Linked DNA regions of Mus musculus: region 1 is linked to region 2. The links are chromatin loops, found by intact Hi-C in ENCODE. Cell type or tissue: left cerebral cortex. All regions are shown on one strand. Each heading gives the region's core, and the rest is flanking DNA. Links, peaks and the distances in the headings are about the cores only. Region 1 overlaps Card11 (caspase recruitment domain family, member 11). Region 2 has its middle 19 kb from the start of Gm38730.

What was found. Peaks named below come from ENCODE experiments on the same cell type or tissue, not always from the same donor. Only the 100,000 strongest peaks of a DNase experiment are listed, where the experiment ranks them.
Region 1: it touches region 2 in a loop (3-fold over the local background); 16 of 42 quality-filtered maps call a loop at or near these places.

Annotation. Positions count from the first base shown.
Region 1 is chr5:140,874,714-140,883,840 of GRCm38, forward strand. Card11 (caspase recruitment domain family, member 11) reads right to left here. Exons shown (of 25, transcript NM_175362.2): 18 at 8,817-9,057; 19 at 7,572-7,668; 20 at 7,289-7,384; 21 at 5,585-5,720; 22 at 3,250-3,429; 23 at 1,684-1,808. Gm30804 (a long non-coding RNA gene) reads left to right here. Exons shown (of 4, transcript XR_377172.3): 4 at 5,306-5,734. Among named protein-coding and RNA genes, the nearest start is that of Gm52831, 26 kb to the left of the region's middle. In left cerebral cortex, for the core only: a CTCF peak has its summit at 4,139 (motif pointing left); no DNase peak of the experiment used is centred there.
Region 2 is chr5:141,079,102-141,088,228 of GRCm38, forward strand. No RefSeq gene overlaps it. Among named protein-coding and RNA genes, the nearest start is that of Gm38730, 19 kb to the left of the region's middle. In left cerebral cortex, for the core only: no CTCF peak of the experiment used is centred there; DNase peaks (open chromatin) are centred at 385, 1,422, 1,935, 5,139 and 1 more place.

The DNA.
Region 1 (9,127 bases), core at 276-8,275, 200 kb before region 2:
AGGGAGGTTGGCTCAGGGGTCCTTGGGGCTACCTGCTTAACCAGGAGCTTGTTAGTTGTGGGAAAGGACATTCCCATGTGGCTGAAGGCATCACTTAAGGAAAAAAACCCACCAAACTTACATCAAAGAGAAAAAACATGCACAATTGCTACCCTAGCCCTAGAGAGACTGAGGCTGGAAGACTGAGAGCTTCAGGTCAGCCTGGGCTACCTAGTAAGAGTCACAAATTAAGAAGAAAGGAAGGAAGGAAGGAAGGAAGGAAGGAAGGAAGGAAGGAAGGAAGGAAACAATATAAGTAGGCAGGTGTGTGGTACACACCTGTGATCCTAGCACCTGGGCGGCAGAGACAGGAAGTTAGCAATTGGAGGGCAGCCTGGACGACATAGCTAGTTCCAGGTTAGCCTGGTTCACATAGTGAGAGCTTATTTAAAAACCAAGCAAAGGCTGGAGAGATGGCTCAGTGGCTAAGTATACTTGCTGCTCTTGGGGAAGATCTGAGTTCAGATCCCAGCACCCATGTGGCAGCTCACAACCACCAGGAACACTCTAGCTCCAGGAGATGTGATGCCCTCTTCTGACCTCTGTGGGCATTGCACTCATGTGCGCGCGCACACACACACACAGACAGACACAGACACAAAAAAATCAAACAAAAATATCTTTTAAAAAACCCAGCCAAACAAAAAACAGAATATATGTATATATTCTTGAATATATGTGTGTATGTGTATATATGTATATGTGTATATATGTGTGTATGTGTATGCACATATTCATGCATATGTATATATATATGTATGTATACATATATGTGTATGAATATGTATATCCAAGAGTGGCAGTACATGACTGTAATTTTGTTACCTAGTAGGTGAGACTTAGGAGACTGTAGTTTTCAAGCCAGTCTTATCTACATGAGACCCTTTCAAAAAGCTAGAGAAAGAGGAGGAGGAGGAGGTAGAGGAAGATGGAGAAGAGGAAGAAGAGAGGAGAGGAGAGGGGGAGGGGAGGGAGAGAGAGGAAGGAAGGGGCAGAGAAGAAAAGGGAGAGAGAGAATATAGTATTCCCATCACTCTATGAATGTTTCCTCTGCACACACTGTAGACCTGGCACCCAGGCCTTGGGGAGTCACAGCTTGGAAACCTGCCCTTCTGGACTTCCTCCCTGCATTTGTTTCCTCCCTGCCTCCCCTTAACCCTGGCTGGTGGGGCTCCACCTTTCCAGTACAATTTATCTTGTCTGTGGCCCACTCACTTTCTCTTCCCTGTGATCAGACCTCCTTAATAGGATCTGGCTTTCTTATTTGAAATATGAAATAGGACTTCAGGTAGCAACAGAAAACAAACCAGAATGTGTTCTATCTAACCCTGGTGTGCTCTCTCTCTCTCATTCTCTCTCTCTCCTTCCTTCCTCTCTCTCTTTTACACATGTAAACACACACACACACACACACACACACACACACACACACCCTTAGCTGACATGAACCAACACCAGGACACTGGCAGAAACAGAAAACAGAAGAGGATCCCAAAATACAAGCCCACATCAGAGATTTGAGGACAAAGAGTGGAGTCAGAGAGTGACCTGGGGCCTGTGTCCACCCATCCCTGCCCATGACCCAGTGCCTCACAGAGATGGTTGGGTAGGGCCTTAGTCTGGCCAGTACCCAGGGTCTCTCACCTTGGCTGCCACAGCCTCAATGTTGGCAGGGACGATGCATTCAAAGGTGTTGGGGTTCTTTTCCCGGGAGTAGATGATGGTCTCTGTCTTCTGCTTTCGGAGGAACTCATCTCTTGTGACAATATCTGAAGAGAGGGGAGTTAGTGCCCAGGGTGGCAAGTGCTATTTGTGGTGGGTTGTCTCTTCCAGGCCCTATCTGTCCCTCCTAAGTGCCACATAATTTGATATTCATCTGGTTCTTTCCCACTTTGGTTAAATGGAACATCATCTTCTCTACTAGATAGGGAAGCTCCCTGGGAGTGGGGTCAAGTTCATGATTGCTCTGCCAGACCATGCAGCAGGGGCTCCGTAAACACTTGGACTCTGGCTTTTCAGCTGTGAGTGTCATTGGACAAAGTAGCCCAGGCATTGTGGGGCAATGCTATGTATGATTCAATAATAAAACTCACATGTGGAGCCAACCCCACATATCTATCCATGCTTTTGTCTATCCATTCATCAATCCATCCATCCATCTGTCCATCCATCCACTCTTCCATCCACCCACCCATTCACTCATTTATCCACCCGCTCATCAATTCATCTAGCCAGTCAACCAGTCATCCATCCATCCATCCGTCCATCCATCCACTCTTCCATTAATCCATCCACCTATCCATCCATCTATTCATTCACTTATCCATCCATCTACCCATCCATCTGTCCATCCATCCATCCATCCATCCATCTACTCTTCCATTCACCCATCCACCTATCCATCCATATATCCATCTATCCACCCATCCATCTGTCCATCCATCCTTCTATCTGTCCATCCATCCATCTGTCTGTCCGTCCATCCATCTGTCCATTCATCCATCTGTCCATTTATCCATTCACTTATCCATTTGTCTATTTATCTATCCATCTGCCTATTCATCAACACATCCACACATCTGTCCATCAATCCACTCATCCATTACCTGACTATTCACCATCCATTCATCTACTTACCCATCCAACCATTCATCATAAGCTGTCCATTCATTCAACCATTCACACATCTTCCTAGTGTCTACCATCCAGCTACCCTACCCATCCCTAGCCACCCATCAATCCATCATCCATCTATCATCTACCTTTCTATCATCTACCATCTACCCATTTACCCATCTACCTAATACCCATTTCCATCTATGATCCATCTGTCCATCCATCCATCCATCCATCCATCCATCCATCCATGTACCTACCCACTCACTCATCCATCCATCCAACCACAGGATCTTACTCATGGTCAACTGTTAGGATTAAAAACATGATGAGACACATTGCTGTATCCAAGGAGATATGATCTAGCTGGAGATGATGACGTAGGCTACAGAACATTACGAGGTGGCCGAGTGGGTACAAGGATGAGGAGGAGTTGGGCAGCAGGGGAAGGCAGGCTTCCTGCCACAAATGGAGGAAGAGAGGAAGAGGAGGAGCAATGGAAGAAAGGGGAGGGGAGAAGGCAGGGAGGCTGCGCACTCTTGTGATGGGCTGCCGAAGCCTGTGTCCCTCTGTCTGTCACCTGGCCATGCTCACCTGACTTGCAGATGGTGAACTCCATGGCACCCCCTGAGTTGAGCAGCTTCTGCACCAATGTCTTGGCCAGCATGGTGGGCGTGAAGAGCACAGGCCTGCGGCGCTCACAGTGGAAAGCGCGCACCAGGCTGTAAGGGATCAGGGTGAGGTTCCGGCTGAGCTCATTCTCAGGATCCAGTTCTAACAGAACAGAAACAGTGGGCTGTTAGAGCCTGCCCTGCCCGAGGGCACACTCAGGCCATGGGGGCCTTGGCTGCCCTTTTGGACTCATAAGGCCTGGAGGTCTCTGGTGGTAGAGAAAGGGACATGGGTATCTTGGAGCTTACTCTGGGCCCCCAGAGGCAATGCCTCTGATGTAGAGGAGACACAGGGGAGCCTTGATGGATTCTGAAGTCTGGACCACCTCAGTAGACCAAGGACAGCTTCTTAGAATAGGGGCAGGGTCTAAGGAGTACAGCCAGGTACACAGTAGTGTCTCTTTCAACTGAAATGTTCCCCCCACTGGCTCACTAGGAAATGACTAGGGACAGGGGTGTCTCAGAAACCTGCTGAACTGAAGGGTGGGGCTGGCTTAGTGGGCACAAGTGCTTGCTGGGAAAGTGAGTGAAGACCCACACTAGTCTCCGGAAGCCATGTAAACATCCTGTGTGTTGTGTGCACTTAGAATCCCAGTGCGGGCAGGCAGAGACAGGTGGCTCGGATCCCTAGGGACTTGCTGGTCAGTCAGTCTAGCCTCATCAGGGTGGCTAGGCCAATGAGAGAGCTTGCCCCCAAATCCTTAATTCCTCAGGATGGCGGCTGAGGAATTAAGAGCACTTGCTGCTCTTGCAGAGGAGCAGAGTGATCAAAGCTACCTGTAACTCCAGCTCCAGGGGGTTTATCGCCCTCTTCTGGTCCCTATGGGAACTGCACTCACGTGGCAAGAGTGTGTACACAAATAAATGAAAAGTAAAACAAAACAAAACAAAACAAAACCTTAGCCAAACAACAACAATAACGACAGCAAAACCATTAAGGTAGATGGTGACCGAAGAACAAGACCTCTGATTTCTCTGACCTCATATGGCCACACAAGCCATATGAAAGCCCATGAGGTTACAGAGGCAGTAAATCATGGTTAGGGATGAGACTCTTCAGTGGAGCTGTCTGCAAGTTGTACAGGGAGCTCCAGGAGTGTCACTTTTGTGAGTCAGCACCTGCCCTGTGGTGGGACCTTTCTGAAGATGCCATAGTCTAAGGTGCGCACGCTCCTGACACCAGCCCCAGAGAATTCACTGGTTCTCCAAGGTAGATTTGGCTGGACTTGTTCCTTTGGTCAGTGATGCCCTGTCTGTCAGGTGTGAACAGACAGGGACTCCCCCAGGAAAAGCATGCAGTGCGAGGGTTCAGCAGACAGATGGGTGAGTACAGGAGAGTGAAGGGCAGCGGAGAAGACCAGGTGGGCAAGATGGCAAAGCTTTGTGGTCTGCCATGGAAGGCAGACCCCTCCATTTTCCTGAGTCCCAGGGCTAGAGGATCTGTTAGGGCTAGGTATCTAGGGACCCATTTCCCAGGACCAGGGGCCTGTCCCTTTTCCTTTGCTCCTGGCCTGCCCAACCTGGGAACAAAGAGGATTTCCTAATTATCCATATTCAAGTCTCTGTTCACCAGAGAGCCCAGCCTGGATGGGTGAGGCAGGGAGGGCTCACCATCATCTGGGGACCACGATGTGGGGTGACTTTTTACCAGCCAGGTAAACAGTAAAAGGTACTCAGTGTGGGAGAGAAATCAATAAATACATAAATCTTGGCACAGGGCTTCAGTCAATGTGGGCATCTGGGCACATGTGTGTGCATGTCTTCGTGTATGCATGCATGTGTGTGCATGCATGCATGCATGCGTGTGTGTGTGTGTGTGTGTGTGTGTGTTTGTGTGTGCGTGGTTCTCTCTATGTGTGCAAGTGTGTGTGTGAGCTCATATGCACACTCACACACACACTTGCATACACAAGCCAGAGGCAGATACTGGGTGTCTCACTGTGTGTGCTTCTCAATTACTCTACACCTTATTTTTTCAGACAGGGCCTCTCACACGATCAGAAGCTTAACAGGCCCGAATGGCAGGACAGTGAACTCTAGGCATCCTCCTGGCTCTGTCTCCCCTAGCTGCGGTTGTCAGTTCACACTGGAGTGATGCTGGGGTAAGCACGTTACCCCGACCATCTCTTCAGCCCCTCCTTTGTCTTTTCATCCTGCTAAGCCTGTGTCAGAGACAGATGTGTCTCCCTGGAAGGGTGGGTGTGTACCAGACATGCCCCTGCTGGGCTGTGGGGTGGGGCCTCGAGGTCGTCACACACCTTCATGCTTCTCGGTCAGGAGTTTGGTGGCATCCAGCGAGGACCGGGAGAGGCTCCCCAGGGGACTCCCAGAGATGATTCTCACGCGCTCATTGCTGTTCATTCTTTTGTACTTGTTTTCTGACCGGCTGACAAACTGTGGAGAAGAGACAGTGGTAGGAGGGTGGGGTAGAGGGTGGGGGCAGGACAGGTGGGCGGGGCATAATCTCTAGGTTTGGGCCAAGAGTGAACTGCACTAGCAAGACAAAACCTTTGTTCAAACCTTGACTTTACGCTGCAGGGAGCCCAGGGCAGACCGCCTCCACTGTAAAGAGCCAGCCTCTGCATGGGACTCTGGAACATTCTAGCTACCATCCCATGATGACACCACGTGCAGCTACTGTTGTAGCTGATGAGGACCCAGGCTGGAAACCTCCAACTCTTCCCACATTGTTCCCATGAGCCTCTGGGTTCTGGGATCGTGGCTTCTCACACAGTTCATAGATACTTCTCTGGTACAGAATCCAGGTTCCCACAGAGCTCTCTGGGCACCTTTGAGCCTCTCCCCGCTTCAGAAGAGCCTGCCCTGTCCTACTGTGTGCTAGCCTCACACTTTTATCCTTATATATTTTGGAGACAGAGTCTCATGTAGCCCAGGCTAGCCATATCCTCACTATGAAGCCCAGGAGGACCTTGAACTTTGGGTCCCCCGCCTCTGGGATTGCAAGAGAGCTGGGATTAGAAGCCTGCTTCACCATGCCAGGTTTATGTGGTGCTGTGGAAGGAACCCAGAGCCCCGTGCAACGTAGGTAGACATTTAAACAACTAAGCCATTCCCCTAGCTTAGCCTTGAGTCTCTGGCTGAAACCCTGCTGGCTCAAGTTTGACACATGGGCCTAACAATGTCGTGATAGATGGATGGCCCTGCCTTCCAGGGGCCTCATGCTCTGCAGGTCTCTTCGCACCGGCTGTCTCTGTCACAGGCTTGTATCTATCTGGGATTCGGGGTCAAGGTGTCAGCTATCTCTTGCTGCATTGGAGTATAATTAATGCAGCACCAATGCAGGAAATGTGCGTCTGGGCTCACATCCTGTGCTTCTCTCAACTATCAATACAAGAAATGTCTATAATCACTGCATCTGTACCTCTACGAAGTCACAAAACAACCTTGTCAGTGGTCTTTGTATTATCGGCCCCCAAAATACTTGGCTTTTTCTTTAGAAGTACAAGGAAGAAAAAAAAAATCCTTCCCGGTTCTGAAGAGCTGAACTGTTTCCACAGATGGGTAAGAGCCAAGGAACCTGCTGGGTTTCTCTTGTCTCCTTGGCTGCTAGGATGCTCGGGTAAGTTTAATGCTCCCCCAGAGAGAATAAACTGGCCTACATATCTGGAGGGTTTGTTTTTTTCTCCCCAACGCAGCACAACTGATTTTTTTTTTAAATCATATTTTAGCAGCAGAGTTGTTGAAGCGCTTTTGGCCTAAAGTTTCTTCAAATCTTTTATGAAAGTGAGACTGGCTTCCAGCAGGCTAGGAGTCTGTCTACAGACCTGTCACTGCGGGGATAAAATGGGACCAGAGAAGCCAGGCGCTGTGAGATGTCACAAGGGGCACCTGAAATACAATGCCTTGTTATGTCCCCCTGGTGTCTCTTCTTGGTAGGCAGAGGGAGGAGCCCCAGCACACTGTGCCAGAAAAGTCAGTGGGCATCCGATCACCAACCTTACCTGCAGGAGCTGGCCAAAGAAGAAACTCGCTCTGGAGAGGCGGGGGCTGACTCGGGGGTCGCTCGTCGAAAGCATCTCTTCGGGCTGCAGGGTGTTCTGGAATGAGTTTGTCAATCAGCTCAGGCTGAGGAAAGGGCTCCCGAGTATGAGACTGCGGTAGAGAGATGTCCGTCCATCCGGCCCCAAGGCCTCTCTGGCCTGAATGTCAGGTGCAACATCAAAGACCTGCAGCCTGGTGGCAGCAGGGCCTGGGCTGTGTGTGTGTGTGTCTTTGTGTACCTACCCGGAGGCTGCGCAGGGTGTGGTGAGCGCTGTCTGCCTCTTCCCGGTTGCCTCTGTGAACCAACCGCTGGAGCTTCACCAGGAGAAGCTGTTGAGCCCTGTGGAGGGGACATGGGAGCAACCTCAGAGCTATGACTGGGCAAGGTGTGTGACCTGCAAACGGGAGAAGCTGGGCCTGAGGGCTCCCCCATTGGGGTTGGGTTCTAGACTCTTGAGGAGCAGCTGCAGGGTCATGCCCTTGTGTCTGGGTTTCTTCACTGACCATCTGATTGGCTGAGAGCCACTGCCTGAGGCTGACTAAGCTGTAGCAAGGGCCCAGAAGAGCAGGTGTCACTGTGTGGAAGAACAGAAACCCAACAGCCCTGACACCTGCTGGGTTCCGCCCAGCCTGATTAAAGAGAAAACACTGAAGGACTAGGGCATGGCTCAGAGACAGCGCATTTGCCAGTATGCCCCAGGGTTGAGGATTCCATCCCCTTCCACTCGACCCTGAACCTCAGATAAAAAGAAAAGAGATGAGGCAGAATGGTCATCCCAACTGCCTTGGGAGAAGGGCCTGAGGGCAGGATTGCAAGTTCAATTTTAGACTGGGTAATTTTGTCAAATTCTATTGCAAATTAAAAAAAAAAGTAAAACAGGTTGGGGCCTTGGCTTAGTGGTAGAACCCCTGCCTAGAAACCCCCAGTGAGGGGCTGGGACATGGCTCAGTGGTAGATCCCCTGCCTAGAATCCCCCAGGGAGGGGCTGGGTCTGTGGCTCAGTGGTAGAGCCCCTGCCTAGAATCCCCCAGTGAGGGGCTGGGGGAAGTGGCTCAGTGGTAGAGCCCCTGCCTAGAATCCCCCAGTGAGGGGCTGGGGTGTGGCTAGTGGTAGAGCACCTGCCTAGAATCCCCCAGTGAGGGGCTGGGGTGTGGCTCAGTGGTAGAGCCCCTGCCTAGAATCCCCCAGGGAGGGGCTGGGGGCGTGGCTCAGTGGTGGAGTCCCTGCCTAGAAACCCCCAGTGAGGGGCTGGGGTGTGGCTCAGTGGTAGAGCCCCTGCCTAGAATCCCCCAGTGAGGGGCTGAGGTGTGGCTCCTGGTAGAGGGCTTCCAAGCATGCCTGGTGGTCACTGGATGTAATGAGGGTGGTAGGAGGTTTTGTGAGGATACTGTACAGTCCTTACAATAGCAAGGAAGCCCCAATCTTCCAGTTCCCAGGCTGAGGGAGCTGCTGGCCTGGGGTGGTGTGGGAGCCCATCCCCCACTCACCGGCTGTAGCTGGGGATGGTGCCCGTGTCCAGGTCTTGGTCAGTGAAGGGGTCGACTCGTGCACACAGCCACTCGTGCCTGTCCTGGTACATGGTGTCTAGGACATGCACCACGTCGTCACACTTGAGGGACATGGAGCAGGCATCCAGCTGGCTGGAGATGTTCAGGTTCAGGCGGATATAGAACGAGTCCCCTGATGTGATCAGACCATCCTCCATCTCCTTCAGCAGCTTCCGGTATCCTGAGGAGACCGTAATCCAGAAATGTAAGCACCCTGGAGATACCGCGTCTGAGTGCCTGTCTTCCTCCTT
Region 2 (9,127 bases), core at 349-8,348:
CTTCTGCTCCCGACCTCAAATAATGTATGTGCTGATTAAGGAGCCTGTCACTTAGTTTTAAAAGCAGTGTTAAATATTAATTACGAGTCGTATGGCTCGACCCCGGGACGGGTCATCATCTCCTTCCTTCTGGGGTTCTCCTGGGACACTGAAGGAAACCCCACCTCCACTTGGCCACTGGGAAACGGAGCGGATTTCGATTAGAAATCACAACCATTCTCTGTTCCCTCTCCAGCATTAACTGTGGACAGGACAATTACGGAAACAGAATTCATTGTTCGAACAAGCTGAACTCATAATATTAGTGTGGATTTAAAAAAATTTTTTTTCTTGGCCAGGAATTAAAAATAGCTTCTTCTCCCCGTCCCCGCCTCCCACCCTCCTGTTCCCTCGCTGCCAGATTTAGAAACAGGGGAACCTTCATAGGTTGCATCCTAGTTAGTATTCGCGAGGCAGTATGGCTCAGAATCATTTTATTTTAAAAACCAAGTCTTCACTGGATTCCTACAGGGGAGTCCCAGTGCACCAGCTCTGTGTTGGGTGCACGGGGACGGATGCAGAGGCGGGGCATCCGTCTGGGAAGGCTGGGAGCTGACTCCGTGGTGATGCCTGTCCTTGTCAGGATTATCATTGCTGTGATGACACACCTTGACCCAAAGCACCTTAGGGAGTTGCTCTGTTAGTAAAGCGCTTTTTTGTACAAGCGTGGAGACCTGAGTTCACACATCCCCACAAACTGGTAAAAGCCAGCTGTGGCAGCCTACACCTGTTATCCTAATGCTAGACAGGTAGAGATGGGAGGACCCAGACCCGCGAAAGGCCCTGCCTCGAAAAAGAATGTGGGAAATCATCTGAGGAAGATGCCCAAGATTGAACTCTGCTCTCACATGTGTGTGCAAACACACGTGTGCACACACACGTGTGCACCTACTTACTTCACTGCATAGGTCAGTCAGGCTAGCTGGCTATCCAGTTTCTAGAGATGTCCCTTTCTGTCTCCTACCTTGCCTGCCTGCCTCCTTCCCTTCCTCCCTTCCTCCCTTCCTCCCTTCCTCCCTTCCTCCCTTCCTCCCTTCCTCCCTTCCTCCCTTCCTCCCTTCCTCCCTTCCTCCCTTCCTCCCTTCCTCCCTCCCTCCCTCCCTCCCTCCCTCCCTCCCTCCCTCCCTTCCAACCTTGCTCCTGCCTCCCTCGCTTCCTACCTGCCTTTCTTCTTCCTCCTCCTCCCTCTGTCTCTTCTGTCTTTCTCCCTAAGTCTCTCTGTCTCCGTATGTCTTTCCCTCTCTCTTTCTTTCTCAAACTCATATTCTCACACTTGCAGAGAAAACAGTTCCTAGCTGAGCCATCTCCCCAGCTCAGAAACGATGTTTCAGCAAAGAATTTTTAGGAACTGGAGAGATGGCTCTGCAATTAAGAGCATACACCGCTCTTGCAGGACCTGAGTTTAGTTCCCATAGGGTGGCTCACAATAGCCTCTGACTCCAGCTCTAGAGAACCCAACATCCTCTTTTGTCATCTGCAGGCAACTGTACTCACATGTACACACCACACACCATATGCATGGTTTAAAAATAAAAGTAAATATTAAAAAAAAATTTATACACAGACTCAGGCAAGAGCCAAAATGCAAAGAGGCTTTGACTGGGGTTCCTGGTACTTTATCCCTTCCGTGTTGGGTTGAAACACTCCCCCCACCCCAATAATAAAAGATCTTTACAGATGTAATTTGCCAAGATTAGGCCATAATTACTGCCTGACATTCCAGCTGCCTGGATCGAATCTTCCAGAATCTGTCTTCGAGAAGCAGGCTTCTGTGGTTGCTGGCTCATCCTAACATCTGCGGGTCCTGATGCTGCAGGTACGGGGAAGATTAAATACACACGCCTTCAATAGCAAACCAGGGGACATCCAGGTGGTTGCTATGGGAACCACACTGAGTAGCTCCAACTTCACTGTCCCTTGTCAACTTTGTCAGTTGTCAGTAACTTCCTGGTTCATTCTACAAAATAGGAAGTTCACAAGCAGTCTGCTGTCACCAGAGCAAAGTGTGTCTTTGGTAGTTTCCGGGGAAAGAAACCAAAGCTTTAGGACAAGGGGTGTGTGTGTGTGTGTGTGTGTGTGTGTGTGTGTGTCTATTTTGTTTTTAATTATATGTGTACCTGTGTAGGGACATAGCTGTGTTAGTGCAGGTACCCATAGAAGCCTAAGGGGGCATTAGATCCCCTAGAGCAGGAATTATAGATAGTTCTGAATCACCTGATATAGGTTCTGGGAACTAAACTTGGGTGCTATACAAGAGCGGTGTGTGCTCTTAATGCTGAGCCATCTCTTGCACAGTCATTATTTGAAACAAGGTATTGCCCTTAAACCTGGAGCTCACCATTTCCATTATGCTGTCTGGCTGATGAGCCCCAGAGCATCCTCCTGTCTCTACCTCCCCAGTGCTGGGATAACAGGCATGTGCCACCACAGTCAGTATTTAACATGGGTTCTGGGTCTCAAACTCTGATCCTTGCGTTTGTGTGGCAGATACTTCACCCAGTGGTGCCATCTCCCCAGTCCAATACTCCTATGTGGCTCCATCTCCTCTCTACACTGGGAGTGATAGGACTTCAGTGGTGATGCTGAGCTGTGCCCAGAGACCTTCTGCATAGGCCTCCAGATTCTTTGATGAGCAAACATTTGAGATTCCTAATTGGGCTACTACCGTAGAGAATTATTTCATTATTAGAGATGAGAGGAGCTGCCCTAAACCTTGATCATCGTGCTCCCTTTGTTGGGAGCTTCTGGTAACTGAATATGCCAGTGTCTCTCTTGCACCTCTCATTTTTCCTCCCTGCATAGCTAATCAGTACTCTCTGCTTTATTCTTGTAAGAGTTCTATGTAAGTCGGCTCAGTTTTGCTGAAGTCTTTCTTTTTGTGCATTTGACACACTATTGGAGGACAGTAGAAATCTTTATGTTCAAGGGCTAGGGGAACAACACTCAAACTCGGATACAACTCAGAAATTATAAGAGGAAATAATTATTACAATAGAGAAGAAATATCACTCTACTCTACGCTAATGCACTTAACTGTCAAACAAAGAGATCTTTAAGATGATGAAGCATGCACTGCGGGGTAGGAAAATTGAGAGGGGAAAAATATGGCAGCAATTTATTCCCCGGGTAACTGGAATAGGAAGGATCCCATTCTGTGTTATAACCACTTATGGAGGAAATCTGCGTGGACTGGGAAAGAAGAATGGGGTTAGGAAAATCAGCTTGAGCGCAGGTGTCATACACAGTCACGGTTCGTACGCAGCAGGAGAGAACAGAGACATGTGGCACAGTTGGGAGGGAGAATGAGAGATGGTCCCCATTTCAGGAGGTTGGGATGTTTAACATCTCCAAGGTCAATGGCAGAAGGCTGATTATCTCTAAGCATCAAAATAAGACAGAGCTGGGGGATGGGGCAACGGTAACTCGTTTGCTGAGCAAGCATGAGGACCTGATTTCGATCCCCAGCATCCACACAGGAAGAGCATATGGTAGCCTTTTGTTTGCCTTTTGTTGGGGATGCAGAGAGGGGTGGATCCTGGGGCTCCCTGGCTAGCCAGACTAGCCAATAGGCACGTTCCAGGTTCAGTGAAAAACTGTGCCTTAAGGAATACTGTGGGGCTGGAGAGATGGTTCATCAGTTGAGAGTGTATACTGCGTTTGCAGAGGACTGGAGTTTGATTTCTGGTCTCCACACTGGGTAGCTCACAGCTACCTGTAACTCTAGCTCCAGGGCAACTGATAAGTTTTTCTGCCTCTAAAAACACCCTCATGCATATGCATATACTGCTACCACAATACACATATGAATACCATTTTAAAATACAATAGAAGCTTTAAAAAAGGTAGACAGCAATTGGGAAAGGCAAGTTCTGGCCTTCCAGACATTTCCCATTCACTGTCCAACCTCATGTGGAGTAAATGAATTCTTCATTCATTCTAAGTATGAAAGAGTGGAAATGGGGGCCAGGCATGGTGGTGCACATATGTGAGGGGACAAGGCGTGGTGGCACACATATGTACTCTCTGCACTTGGGAGACTGAGAAAGGAGGATGGCCTTGTCTCACAATTTTAAGGGCTGGTCATGTAGCTCTGTTGGTAGAGTGTTTGCCTGGTTTGCACAAAGCATGAATCCATGTAAGACATCTGTAATCCCAGTATTTGAGAAGTGGAGGCAGAAGATCAGAGGGGCATCTTCAGTAAACAGTGAGGTTAAGGCCAGCCTGGGTTGCGTGAGATTGTGCCTTTTAAAGAAGAAGAAGAAGAAGAAGAAGAAGAAGAAGAAGAAGAAGAAGAAGAAGAAGAAGAAGAAGAAGAAGAAGAAGAAGAAGAAGAAGAAGAAGAAGAAGAAGAAAAAGAAGAAGAAAATGAAGAAGAAGAAGAAGAAGAAGAAGAAGAAGAAGAAGAAGAAGAAGAAGAAGAAGAAGAAGAAGATGGTAAAACTGGGTGGTTTTTTTTTATATCACAAAAATTTAGCATCGGGGTTTTCTTAACACCCATGTAGGATAATACTCAAAACACAGTTTAGAGAGAAACTAAACTGTTTACTACACAGTTTAGAGTTTAGATGAAAGGGAGAAAGAAAAGGAGGGAAATGATCGAGTGAAGAAATAAGGATGCAAATGAGCTTAGTGTGATGGATATGGTGTGCTCTGTTCCCCAAAGGCTCACATGTTGGAATACTGGGTCCCCAGGTGGCAGCTCAGCTTTGTGAACCTCAAGGAAGTGGAACTTACGGAGCAAGTGGGTCGCTGGAGGATGGGAATTAAAGTTTACAGCCCCTACTAACAAGAGCACATGACTTCCAAACCCCGCCTCCAGGTCTGTGTTCAAGTAGCTCCCTGTAGGATCTATTCCCAAGTTCAAAGTTGCCCTTGCCCTTGCTCTAGCTATGTGACCCCTCCCCCCTTTACCTATTAGAGTCAAGGGACTCTGAGGCTGGCCTCGTTCTGCCACTGAAGCACACATATTTCAGTCACCAACCTGGTGCCACGTCCTTAATGACTCCAGACTGTGACTGCTCTGCCATCTCTGCCTGCAACAGCTGCTCCCTCCGTCTGCTCACGGAGCCAGTGCAAGCTGCGCTAGCGTTAGTTACTTTTCTCCTCACTAGGACAAAACACTTGGCAGGAATGGCTTCCGAGATGAAGAGTTTATTTGGGCAAACAGATAAAGGGGATGTAGTCCGTCATGGCAGAGAAAGTGTGGCAGCTGGGATTGGCTCTGCAGAAGCCACAGACACCTGTTTCTTCTCATCTCTTTGAACCAGGAAGCAAAGAGTTTGGGCAGAAAGCTTGCAGTGATCTACTCCTTCCAGCTGGGCCCCACTTCCCGTTTGCTAAACTCCCCATATAGCGCCATCAGCTGGGGAGCAAGTGTTCAAACCCATGAGCTGATCAGGGCGACTCACAGTGGAATCCTAACACTGAGCAGCGCAGATTCCTCATGAGACAATGCTGAGCTCAGATGGATGCTAATGGCATTGTCTCGGCTTAGCCTTCATTAGAGACCCTCTTTGTCTAACAAAGTCTAAAGTTCCAAGCAGTCTTGTTAACTAGTGTTAACTGTGGTCTGTCTAGACCGGGGTTTCTAGGAACTTGGCTTCTTGTTTAAAGAATTGAAAAAAGTGTGCTCAAAGAGAGAAGCAACGAAGGATTTTATTCAGAATCAGAGCGAAGGTATAGGGTAGATAAGGCTGTAAGGGAACACTCAGCTCTGAGAAAGCTTGTCGCTCAACCTCCCCCCTCCCCCCTCCCCCCCCTCCCCGTGACCTCCGGGGACTTCCTTTTATGGGTTCTTGAGGGATTGGTTGCTATGGGCGGAGTGAGGGTGGTTTCTGCTTTTGATTGACAGACTTGGGTTATGTAGGCTTTTGTTCAGTGTACATACCCTTTCCCACAATGCATCTGACTTTAATCGTGTGTACATCCAGTCATTAATAAGATGGCAAATTAGGGAGTTTTTCCTAAAAGTTCACCCACAGGATAGTTTGCCTTATTGTACATGCACTTGAAACCAGTCCAGGAGGTATTGTCCCGCTTGCTGCTCCTAGTTCCAAAATACACTTCAGGATGTGTTTAGCAACGAAAGGGGAATTTCTAGGGAACTCGAGTTTGGAGTGAGAATAGACTCCTGGATACACGGGTGCGTAAGGTTTGATGAAGGTGGGGTTTCCAAAAGGCATTTGTGTAATTGAAGCCAAGTGGGTTCCAGGTCGCTAAGTTGTCCCTATGCTTGTCTGCCTCGCTAGGACCTCCATCATCATCGAAGCCTTACTAATCCTTACCAGTTCTTTCAAGGTGCCATCTTCTATTCTCAGCACCTCCTGTACCTGTTTTCTCTGTGCTAGCACCCAGACGCAAACTTGTTCCCCACCCCCACCCCCCACCCCCACCTACTCCCCGCTCCTAGCTGCCCTTGAACTTCTCCCTTCTGATGATCCCTTCCACCCTGCTTTGCCCCATGCAGCCCATTGATCGAGTTTCTCTGGTTCTCTCTCCTAGTGAAGCCCACAGCCACACCTCACTTCTTTCCAGCTACCGCAGTGTGGACCCCAGAGGGGGCACCACGCATCGCCTGTGTCCCCTGGGCCAGCGCTCCACCTGGCAGACAGGCCTGTGTTTTCATTGCACTTGAGATTTGTTTTTGCTGCAGATGGTGAGACACGCTTTCACAGAAATGATTGCCCCAGAGGAAGATTGTACTCACAAATCCCCAGGATAGGGAGGCGGGGGGGGGGGGGGGGGGGAGGAGAAGATCGCAGGGCATGCTGGGAAGTACCTGCCCTGGTCAGGAGGGCCTTCAGTGTGACTTCCGACAATGGATCCCTAAGGCAGGGCAGGCAGGCTTAGCATTGGGTATTTGCTTTGTTGTTTGGGTTGGATTTTCCCCAGTGCTGGAGATCAAACTCAGGGCCATCAGTATACGAGCACTGAGCCATATCTGCAGTTCCCAGGGCTGACTTACTTGAGTGATTCCAGTGTGTATGGGTCCTTGAAACTGTCTTTGGTTTGTCTGGGACTGGTCCTGAGGTGGCTAGGTGTTGTGTGACTTCTTTTGAGAGACATGAGCAAATGTCTATTCACCTCAGGTAGGGTAGTGACAACAGGCTGTATTTTTCTTCCAGACCCAGCTGCTGGATCAGTGAGCTTGCTAGGACTACATACAGGAGCATTTAGGACTAAGAGGCAGCTGCATCACCAAAAAAATTCACCCCAGCACACACATAAACACACACACACACACACACACACGTATATATACACAAATATACATGTACACACACAAATACAAGCATATAAATATGTATACACAAATATACATGCACACACAAACACAAATATGTACACATACATGCACAAATATGCACATAGACAAACAAATATACATATACACACATATACAAATATACATTTATATACAAACAGGCACAAATATACCTATACACAAAATATACTATATGCATAAAATATATACATACACAGATATACATATACACACAAAATGCATGTACACAAATACATATACATACATAAACATACACACAAACACACACAAATATACACACATATATACAAATATATATATACACACAAAACCTCAAATGTACACATTAAAAATATACATTTACACACAAACACACATAAATATACATATAAACCAATATACATATATGCACAAATATACATATATACACACAAGCACACATGTAAAATACATGTATACAAACACATATATACACACATACACAATACACACATGCAAAATACATATACATATATACACACATACATACACATATACACATTTACACAAACATACATGTTTTAGGTATGAAAGAAACAAGGCTTTAAAATATGTAGGTTGTTGTTGGTGAAGATGTAGCAGGATCTGTTTGGAGGCTTGATCAGGAAGTTGAGACTGCCTCTCTATCAGCTGCTTGCTGGGCAACAGCTATCTAAGAAGGGGTGTGGACTCAGGGTGCTTAACTACTTTTAGTTGCTATGGCAAAACACCATGACCTAAAGAGACCTGAGGAAGAAAAAGTTTATTTGGGCTTATGGCTTCGAGAGAGAGTCTTTAATGGCAGGGAGGCACAGCAGTAGATGGCATGAGTGGATTGCTTTCTGTCACACAGGAAGCTGAGAGTGAACTCTAAATGGCATGAGGCTCTAAACACTTCAGGTCTGCCTCCTCCAGCAAGGATGTACGTCCTACAGGTTGCCTAACCTCACCCAAAACAACACTGCCAGCCATGACCAAGTATCCAATACAGGAGCCATGGGGGGCATTTCTCAGTCAGCCTCTGCAGGTGCCATGGGTTGCCAAGGGGCTCATAGGTGAAGGCTTCTTACCCATTGTACCACCCCCAACTGGGGCAGCAGGGTCTCACAGAGGGCCACTGGGGTCGCCCACTGCTCACTGTGGCCCACCTCCTCCCTTAACAAGAGGCAGCTTCAGCCCAGATTGCCATTATTGAAACTTCCCTTGTTTGCTTTTCCTCGAAACATCAGGGTTTTTTTTTTTTTTTTTTTTTTTTTTTGCATTCATTCTCCGTCTTTAGCATATCGCTTTCCCATTTGCTTTTATTACAGGGTATGCTAATTGCTGTAGAGGAGGAAGACATTACATGGAGTGTGTACACACACATCCTCTAGTGGGTTCATTAAGTGTTAAATAATTAGGTTATTGGTGTTTTAAATGCTCTGTTATGCAAAAAAGAAATACTTTGTGGATAGTTAGACGGATGTTAGAGAGAGTGTTAGTGATTTTAGGAAATTGCTGGGAATTTTGAAAGAACTGGGAACATAGTATGGGATCTTCCCACTTAAAAGGTGCAACATAGATATAGAGGCAGGAGGATAATAATTTATAGTAATAATTTCTAGGCCAACCTTGGCTTCAGAGGAAAATCCTGTCTTGAAAATTTGAGAACTGGAGATGTAGCTCAGTGGTTGGACACCTGTCAAGAACAGTACAGCAAGGGGCTGGGGTGGGGCTCAGTGGTAGAGCCCCTGCCTAGAATCCCCCAGTGAGGGGCTGGGGGGCGTGGCTCAGTGGTAGAGCCCCTGCCTAGAATCCCCCAGTGAG